Linked DNA regions of Mus musculus: all the other regions are linked to region 1. The links are chromatin loops, found by intact Hi-C in ENCODE. Cell type or tissue: heart. All regions are shown on one strand.

The links. Hi-C counts contacts between places; a loop is a spot of excess contacts. Peaks named below come from ENCODE experiments on the same cell type or tissue, not always from the same donor. Only the 100,000 strongest peaks of a DNase experiment are listed, where the experiment ranks them.
Region 2: a loop joins it to region 1, with 7 times the contacts of the local background. A loop is called at or near these places in 10 of 42 quality-filtered maps.
Region 3: it touches region 1 in a loop (3.0-fold over the local background); 2 of 42 quality-filtered maps call a loop at or near these places.

Annotation. Positions count from the first base shown.
Region 1 is chr11:60,696,687-60,699,186 of GRCm38, forward strand. No RefSeq gene overlaps it. Among named protein-coding and RNA genes, the nearest start is that of Llgl1, 1.8 kb to the right of the region's middle. In heart, a CTCF peak has its summit at 1,034 (motif pointing right); a DNase peak (open chromatin) is centred at 2,285; H3K4me3 peaks cover 681 bases; H3K27ac peaks cover 874 bases.
Region 2 is chr11:60,878,246-60,880,745 of GRCm38, forward strand. Tmem11 (transmembrane protein 11) reads right to left here and starts at 793. Exons shown (of 2, transcript NM_173453.3): 1 at 468-793. The coding sequence starts at 523. In heart, CTCF peaks have their summits at 722 and 1,435 (motif pointing left); DNase peaks (open chromatin) are centred at 656 and 1,466; H3K4me3 peaks cover 1,921 bases; H3K27ac peaks cover 1,943 bases.
Region 3 is chr11:60,926,142-60,928,641 of GRCm38, forward strand. The region is part of intron 1 of Map2k3os (mitogen-activated protein kinase kinase 3, opposite strand); the gene reads right to left. Among named protein-coding and RNA genes, the nearest start is that of Map2k3os, 4.5 kb to the right of the region's middle. In heart, a CTCF peak has its summit at 1,302; a DNase peak (open chromatin) is centred at 1,350; H3K4me3 peaks cover 802 bases; H3K27ac peaks cover 567 bases.

The DNA.
Region 1 (2,500 bases):
AAACTTACTAAAGTTAAAATTGGCCAGCATTTAGGTAAATTAGCCCCGTCTGTTCTACAGAATGAGTTCCAGCCAGAGCAGCCAGGGCTACACAGAGAAACCCTGCCACCAGAGAAACAAACAATAAGACACCAAAACTCAAAATCTATTTTTAAAAATTGGGATTGTACTGGCTAATTTTATGTCAACTGAACACAAAAGTTCTCTGAAAGGAAGAAATTTCATTGAGAAAAAAAATGCAGTCGGGCAGTGGTGGCACATGCCTTTAATCCCAGCACTTGGGAGACAGAGGCAGGTGGATTTCTGAGTTCCAGGCCAGCCTGGTTTACAAAGTGAGTTCCAGAACAGCCACGGCTACACAGAGAAACCCTGTCTCAAAAAAATGAAACAAACAAACAAACAAAAATCAACCTTACTTTTTATGTATTTTTAAATTTTTTTTATTTTATATGTATTTAGTGAGTGCTCTATCTGCTTTTGGTAGATGGTTGTGAGCCACCATGTGGATGCTGGGAATTAAACTCCGATCCTCTGGAAGAGCAGTCAGTGCTCTTAACCTTTGAACCATCTCTCCAGCCCATCATTTTTTATTTTTATTTTTTACATTTCTCTATTCATTTTTATGTATATGAGTACACCGTCACTGTCTTCAAACACCAGAAGAGGGTATTAGATCCCATTACAGATGGTTCTGAGCCACTGTGTGTATTCTGGGAATTGAACTCAGGACCTCTGGAAGAACAGCCAGTGCCTTTATTCTCTGATCCATCTCTCCAGCACGGCTTTTTTTGTTTTGTTTTTAAATATTCATTTGCTGGGTGATGATGGAGCACTCCTTTAATCCCAGCACTTGGGAGGCAGAGGCAGGCAGATTTCTGAGTTCAAGGCCATCCTGGTCTACAAAGTGAGTTCCAGGACAGCCAGGGCTATACACAGAGGAACCCTGTCTCAAAAAAAAAAAAAAAAAAAAAGATATAAAAGATATATTTATTTAATGTATGAGTGCTCCACCTGCATTTTCACTTACATGCCAGAAGAGGGCATCAGATCACATTATAGACATAGATGGTTTTGAGCAGCCAAATGGTTACTTGCAATTGATCTCAGGACCTCAAAGAGCATCCTGTATTCCTGTGTTCCTTACTGCTGAGCCATCTCTCCAGCCTTAAAAGTCATTCCTTTTCTTTTTCTTTTTTTTTAAAGGCGTGTGCCACCACTTCCCCGCAAAGATCTATTTATTTATTATATATAAGTACACTGTGTCTTCAGGCACACCAAAAGAGGACATCTGATCTCATGAGCCACCATGTGGTTGCTGGGATCTGAACTCAAGACCTCTGGAAGAGCAGTCAGTGCTCTTAACCACTGAGCCATCTCTCTAGCCCCTTAAAAGTCATTCTTTTTTGTTGTTGTTTTGTTTTTTGAGACAGGGTTTCTCTGTGTAGCCTTGGCTGTCCTGGAACTCACTCTGGAGGCCAGGCTGACCTCGAACTCAGAAATCTGCCTGCTTCTGCCTCCCAAGTGCTGGGATTAAAGGCGTATGCCACCACTGCCCGGTAAAAGTCATTCTTATTGGCTATCAAACAACAGAAGTTATTTGTTGCTGTTTTGTTGTCTGGTGTTTGGGGTTTTTTGTTTGTTTGTTTTGTTTTTGTGACTGCAGTGTAAAATTTCTGGGGATTGGTTACTTGGGTAACCTAATAAACTTTTACTGCAGAGATGAGGGTAGAGAAAGCTGGTGCTGAGGTAGAGCATGTCCTGAGCATTTGCAAGGTTGAAATCCAACATGGGGTAGCACAAGGACTGTAGCCTAGGCCTCTGAGTTGCTTCTGATCATGACTTGTGTGGGGCTGATCTTGGTCTGTGTTGGCTGCCACTGTTTCTTCCTCTGTGCATCTGGGGTGATATCACTTTAAAATTGTGTGGTATCTGTGCCTCTCTCAGTGAGCTCTTAAAATCATTAAGCGTGTTGAGATCAGGAGGGGCCCTTTGCTGTCTAGCCAACCACTTTAGCTACAGCTCGGGAAAGAGCTGTGAGTCCTGAGCCCCAACTCCCAGGGCGGGTTGAGCAACGCTGGTCGTGGGCAGTTTGGAGGTAGCTAGGTCCCTGTTGCTGCAGTGCAGCTGCCTGAGGGTTAAGGGTCAACGCCTCCTCTCTTGACAAAGATGGGAGGACAGGGGCTTGGCCCGCTTAAACTCCTGGGATCTCTCCCAACACTGAGTCCCTCAGCTAGCAGGAAAAGGTTCAGCCTAGAGGCCATTGTCCAGAAGAGAAAAGTCTCGGGAGGTGGGTGGGACAGGAAGAAAGCGGGGGCGGGGCGCAGCTTTGTTCTCGGAGTTCCCTGTAGGGATGGGGGAAACAAGGGGAGAAGCTGTATCCAGCCCGCTCCTGTTCAGCCCTACGTGCCTGCCACCTCCTGCAGCCCTCCGCCCCTTTTCTTTGCCTCGCGTCCCTCTCAAGGATCTTCTGAGCCGGTGCAAACCGAAGTTCTTTGTGTTG
Region 2 (2,500 bases), 180 kb after region 1:
TCAAAAAGTGGCGACGATTGCTCGCTCACAAGGCGGCCAGGCTCAGGCTCTTGGAGGCGCGCCCGGCACGCTGCCGCTCTCAGCAAACGCCCCTATAAAGCACACGGCGCCGCGAGCCTCTACCCTCCTCCTCTCCCCGGAGCCCATCCACGCCACACCGGGCGCCCAGGCCGAGCGGGCCACGTGCGCGAGCCAGCGGCCCGGAGCCCACAGGACGCTCGGTAGGACAGCGTGGCGGCCCTCGCAGCTACTCACCCTGGCTCACCGCCCACCCGGCTGCGGGTCGCCGCCCCTCCGAGTCGCGCTCCCCTCGCTCCTGGCCGTCGCGCCGCCCCGCTCCTCCCACACCTAAGCCCCCGCGGACTGGGCCCCGCGCGTGGCGGGCACACGATCCGGAGTCGCGCGTGGCACAGAGGCTTCGCCGGCTCTGCGGTCGACCTTCGCCCGCGGTCGCGAGCCCAGCTTACCTCTCTCGGGAGCCGCCGCCGCCCGGACCCAGACGCCTCCTTCCCCACGCGGCCATCTTGGAGACTCTCGGTTCGTCGGGGGCTGGAGCCGACGCGGCTCAGGGCGCGCGGGAGCCGAAGGGAAACGTAGTCCCGTGAGCCGCGCGGACGAGGTGGGAGGTTGCGAGAAGGACTACACTGCCCACAATACCTCACGCCGGAAGCCTGCTGTAAGCTGCCGCGCGCAAGAGGGCGAGGGGGTGGGATCCGCCTTAGGAAAGAGTCTTCAAGTCGCAAAGTGCGAGTCGCTGCGCCCACCGCCTGGACGTCCTTGGGCTCCCAGAACGAGTGGCTGAAGGAGAGCGGAAAGAAAGCGCCTACCACTCCCAGAGCGCTTCGCGCGACGATCCCGCCCTCACAGCCTGAGAGGCCCAACCCTTGGCCTCGGCCCTGTTGCCCTTCACCGTGGCTTCGGCCGCTGGGGGCCTGAGTCCCCCAGTTCTCACACTTTACAATGACTTGAGCAGCTTAACCTTTCTCCTTTCCCATCTGCAGACCAGAACTCGTGCACCTTCAGTCCGAAGGTTACCTCTGCCTCCGCGGCGTCAACTGCCCCCCTCTCCTGACCGGAACTTGCCCGGCTGACAAATCCAGAGATTTTGAAGGTCTGTAGATGTGCTTGCCCTAAAACGCCTTTTCCTCCCAGTCAGGTTTTATGCTTGTCTGGTTTCTATAAAGTTCCTGGTTTTCAAATTGAATATGCAACTCCGCCTCCGATTGCCAAACTCGTAACACATGCAAGTGTGGCAAAAGAATAGGGATGTGTAGAGAGACGTCAAGAATAAGGTATGAGGGGGCTGCGGAGATTGTTCAGTACTTAAGAGCACTAACGGCTCTTTCAGGGGACTGTGGATCAGTTTCTGGCACGTGGTAGCTAACAACAGTCAGCTATTGCAGTAACGTCTGACGCCCTCTTCTGGCCTTACGACCACAGCACACGTGTAGTGCACAAAACACCCAGACACAATCAATCAATCAATCAATGCCAGTTGATAGTGCCTGGGATCCCTTCCTTGCCTGGATTACTCAATAACAAACAGCATGCAAGAGAAAAACTTGGCCTGGAGAAGGCAGGTAATGGCTAAGGACTTCAGGTTATGCATTCTTCCAGATCACTAGCCCATTCCCTACCTGAGTGTCTTTGTAAATTTTTTTTTTTTAAGTAAATTGCCTCTATTGCTAACTATGCATCTCTGATACAATTCTTTGTCCTGAGACACAAGAACCTAGGAACTTATGTAGGTGGTCCCTGTGACTCAGCCAGGAGGTAAAAATCTATGTTTTCTCTCCCATTTCCCCCTTCCTTAACTACACTCTACTACCCAGGAACATCTGTGAGAAAGCTCTCAGCTCTTTAGGAACCTGATAAAAGTGCAGGGGTGACGGGCAGTGGTGGCGCACGCCTTTAATCCCAGCACTTGGGAGGCAGAGGCAGGTGGATTTCTGAGTTCGAGGCCAGCCTGGTCTACAGAGTGAGTTCCAGGACAGCCACGGCTACAGAGAAACCCTGTCTCAAACAAACAAACAAAACAAAACAAAACAAAAAAGGTGCAGGGGCGTGTTCTCTTTCCCATTACCCTATAGCCACTGCCTAGGGGATGTCTGAACCCTTTTCTCAGCCCTACTGCAGTATGAGCAAAAAACAATGTGTACTGACCAGGGACTGCCAAGCCCACATTTAAGCTGGGAAGCAGCTAGCCAGGAGGGTCTGCCTTTACTGGGAGTCCTCAAGGATCTAGTGTTCTGGTGCCAAGTCAGAGACATGGTGGATCCCACCGGGGATCTATGTCCCTGTCTTAGATTTATTTCTTGTTGCTGTGATAAAAATACACAAGCCACTTAAGGGAGAAGAGGATTTATTTGGCCTACACTTCAGGTCATAGTCTGCGGTGGTTTTAATAACGGTCCCCATAGGCGCATATATTTAAATGTTTGATTCCCAATTGTACTGTTTAGGAAGAATGAGGAGGTCTGGCTTTTATTGTTGAAGGTGA
Region 3 (2,500 bases), 230 kb after region 1:
CACGGCTTCTGTTCTCCTTCCGTCTTTGTCCATTTTAGACAACATCCCATGGCTTCCCACCATGGGAAACAAAGACTCAGCTCTGTTACAAAGGGGTCCACATATCTGACTTCCTGCAAGTTAGACAGACCAGTGGACAGACCCCTGGACTCCCTGGGCGCTGTAAGCATTGTTAAGACATTAAAATTGTGCTGGGTGGTGGTGGCGAACGCCTTTGATCCCAGCACTTGGGAGGCAGAGGCAGGTGGATTTCTGAGTTCGAGGCCAGACTGGTCTACAAAGTGAGCTCCAGGACAGCCAGGGCTACACAGAGAAACCCTGTCTCAGAAAACAAAAAACAAAACAAAACAAACAAACATTAAAATTGCTTCTTAATGTTAATATACTCAAGGCTAGGTTTGCTACAGCTAGCTTTTATGTCAACTTGACACAAGCCAGAGTCACCTGAGAGAGTGCCCCCAGAAAATCAGGCTGCAGGCAGTTAAGCCCATAAGGCTTTTTTTTTGGATTGATGGAGAAGGGCCAGCCCACTGTGGGTGGTGCCATCTCTGGCCTGGGTTCTATATGAAAGCAGGCTGCCAGTAAGCTGCACTGATCCATGGTTTCTGCATCAGCTCCTGCCTCCAGGTTCCTGCCCTGAACAGTGATGTGGAAGTGTAAGCAAAATAAAGCTTTAGTTTCTAACTTGGTTTTGGTCATGATGTTTTATCACAGCAATAGTAACCCTACCTAAGACAAGATTGTAAGCGTATTTTTTCCCCGCTGATGTTCACTTCTATAAATGAGCAAAGTAACTGGGGTGGGCAATGAGGCTAAGTAGCTGCAGTTGGACTCACCCTTGCTGCTTTGAGTGAAAGGACAGTCAGTCTAACAGTCAACCAGACTACCCTGTGCTAGCACCAGCTATCTTGGATACTCCACAGACACTCAGAACAAGTTATGAAAAAAGCATGGCTGACCGCCTTGGTTCTTGAAGGTCCGCCAAGGATGTCTGAGACAGTTTGTACCAGCCCCCACCCCCCTTTCTTTTTGAGACAGGGTCCCTAGCTCAGGAAAGCCTCAAACTTATTTGCAGAGGAATATACCCTTGAATTTCTGATCTCCCTGGCCTCCACCTCCCAAGTGCCAGGAGTACAGGCATGTGGCACAATACCGGGTGCTAGGAATTGAATCTGGGGCTTTCTGCACGACAGATAAACATTCTGCTGAAGTACAACTTGACCCCTGTACCAGACTCTGTTAGCTTAAGACGCTTGCTGAGCGCCACGTGACCGTGCAACTATTATCATTCTGTCCAGAAGGGGCGCAATTTCCCCAGTGATCTAGCTGAAGGACTGCTGAGGCTGCTGCTAAGGGAAAAGTCTGTGATTGGTCCAAACAAACGGCTCCGATTGGCTCAACTACCTACAGGCTGCTCAGGCTCTCTAGACAGTCTTCTGTGCTATTCATCATTCCTGGTATTACAATAGGACCCAGTAAAAGTTTCCCTCAGGTGTTCTCTTAGCCCCTGCTTTCAGTAGTGTGGGCTGAGCTGGCAACACTTAAATAAGCGGAGACAGCAGCAAATGGTGACTGTATTAGAGACGGCGGGAGAAGAGAGGCAGCAAGAGGCAGCGGAACAGCAGTGGCAGTGACAGCTGAGCAGGTGGCAAGCTAAGCTGTGAAGGCAATAAGGCAGCTATCATCCCGAAAAAAGCAGTGGTGATCCTGATGATGGTCCCAGTGGCCCTATGAGAAGGCCTGCTAGGTGTTCTGGTTTCCCCCCTCGCAAGGTGCCAAAACTTCCCGGCAGCGGCTAAGCTGTGGAAGGAGTCAGGCAACTTGGGAGTGACTGAGAGGGAGCAGAAGCAATGATGCTGTGGTTGGGGCGCGGGGGTGGAATGGGGTGGGGTGCGGGGGGCAAAGCCCTGTCCAAGCAGTAGTTCAGCTAAAGCATGAGAATCAAGAATTCAAGGCTAGCCTGGCCTACATCTTAGGATCCTATCTCCCAACACACACACACACACACCACACACACACACACACACACACACACACACACACACACACACACACACACACACAGAGGCATGCACATGTGACAGAGACAAATGATTGGCTCAAGAACTCTCTGTTGCTTTGTGGCTTAGGTTGGAAGACAGCCCTGTGCAGATGGATCTGGAACTGCCCCCATGGTATAGTTAATGCAGAGGTAATGCACATCTGCCTCTCCTCTTGGATGTGTGACCATGGGCAAGTTGCTGGTCTCTGTTTTTCATTGCCTCTCACCAAATCCTGGCAATAAGAACATCCTTGTATTTCTGGATTCCGAACAACAGGATACGAACTCTGGTATAAAGCCCTACCTGATACTTTGAGCCATCCTCAATCATTTGGGTTAGAATCTGGCCTGCTCCCTCCCTGACATGAGACCCAAGGAAGATGCTTGTGTCTTGGTTTCCTCATCTGGAAGAAGAATTTCCAACTATGTCAGCATCACTGAGGTGTGAACTTGTGAGAC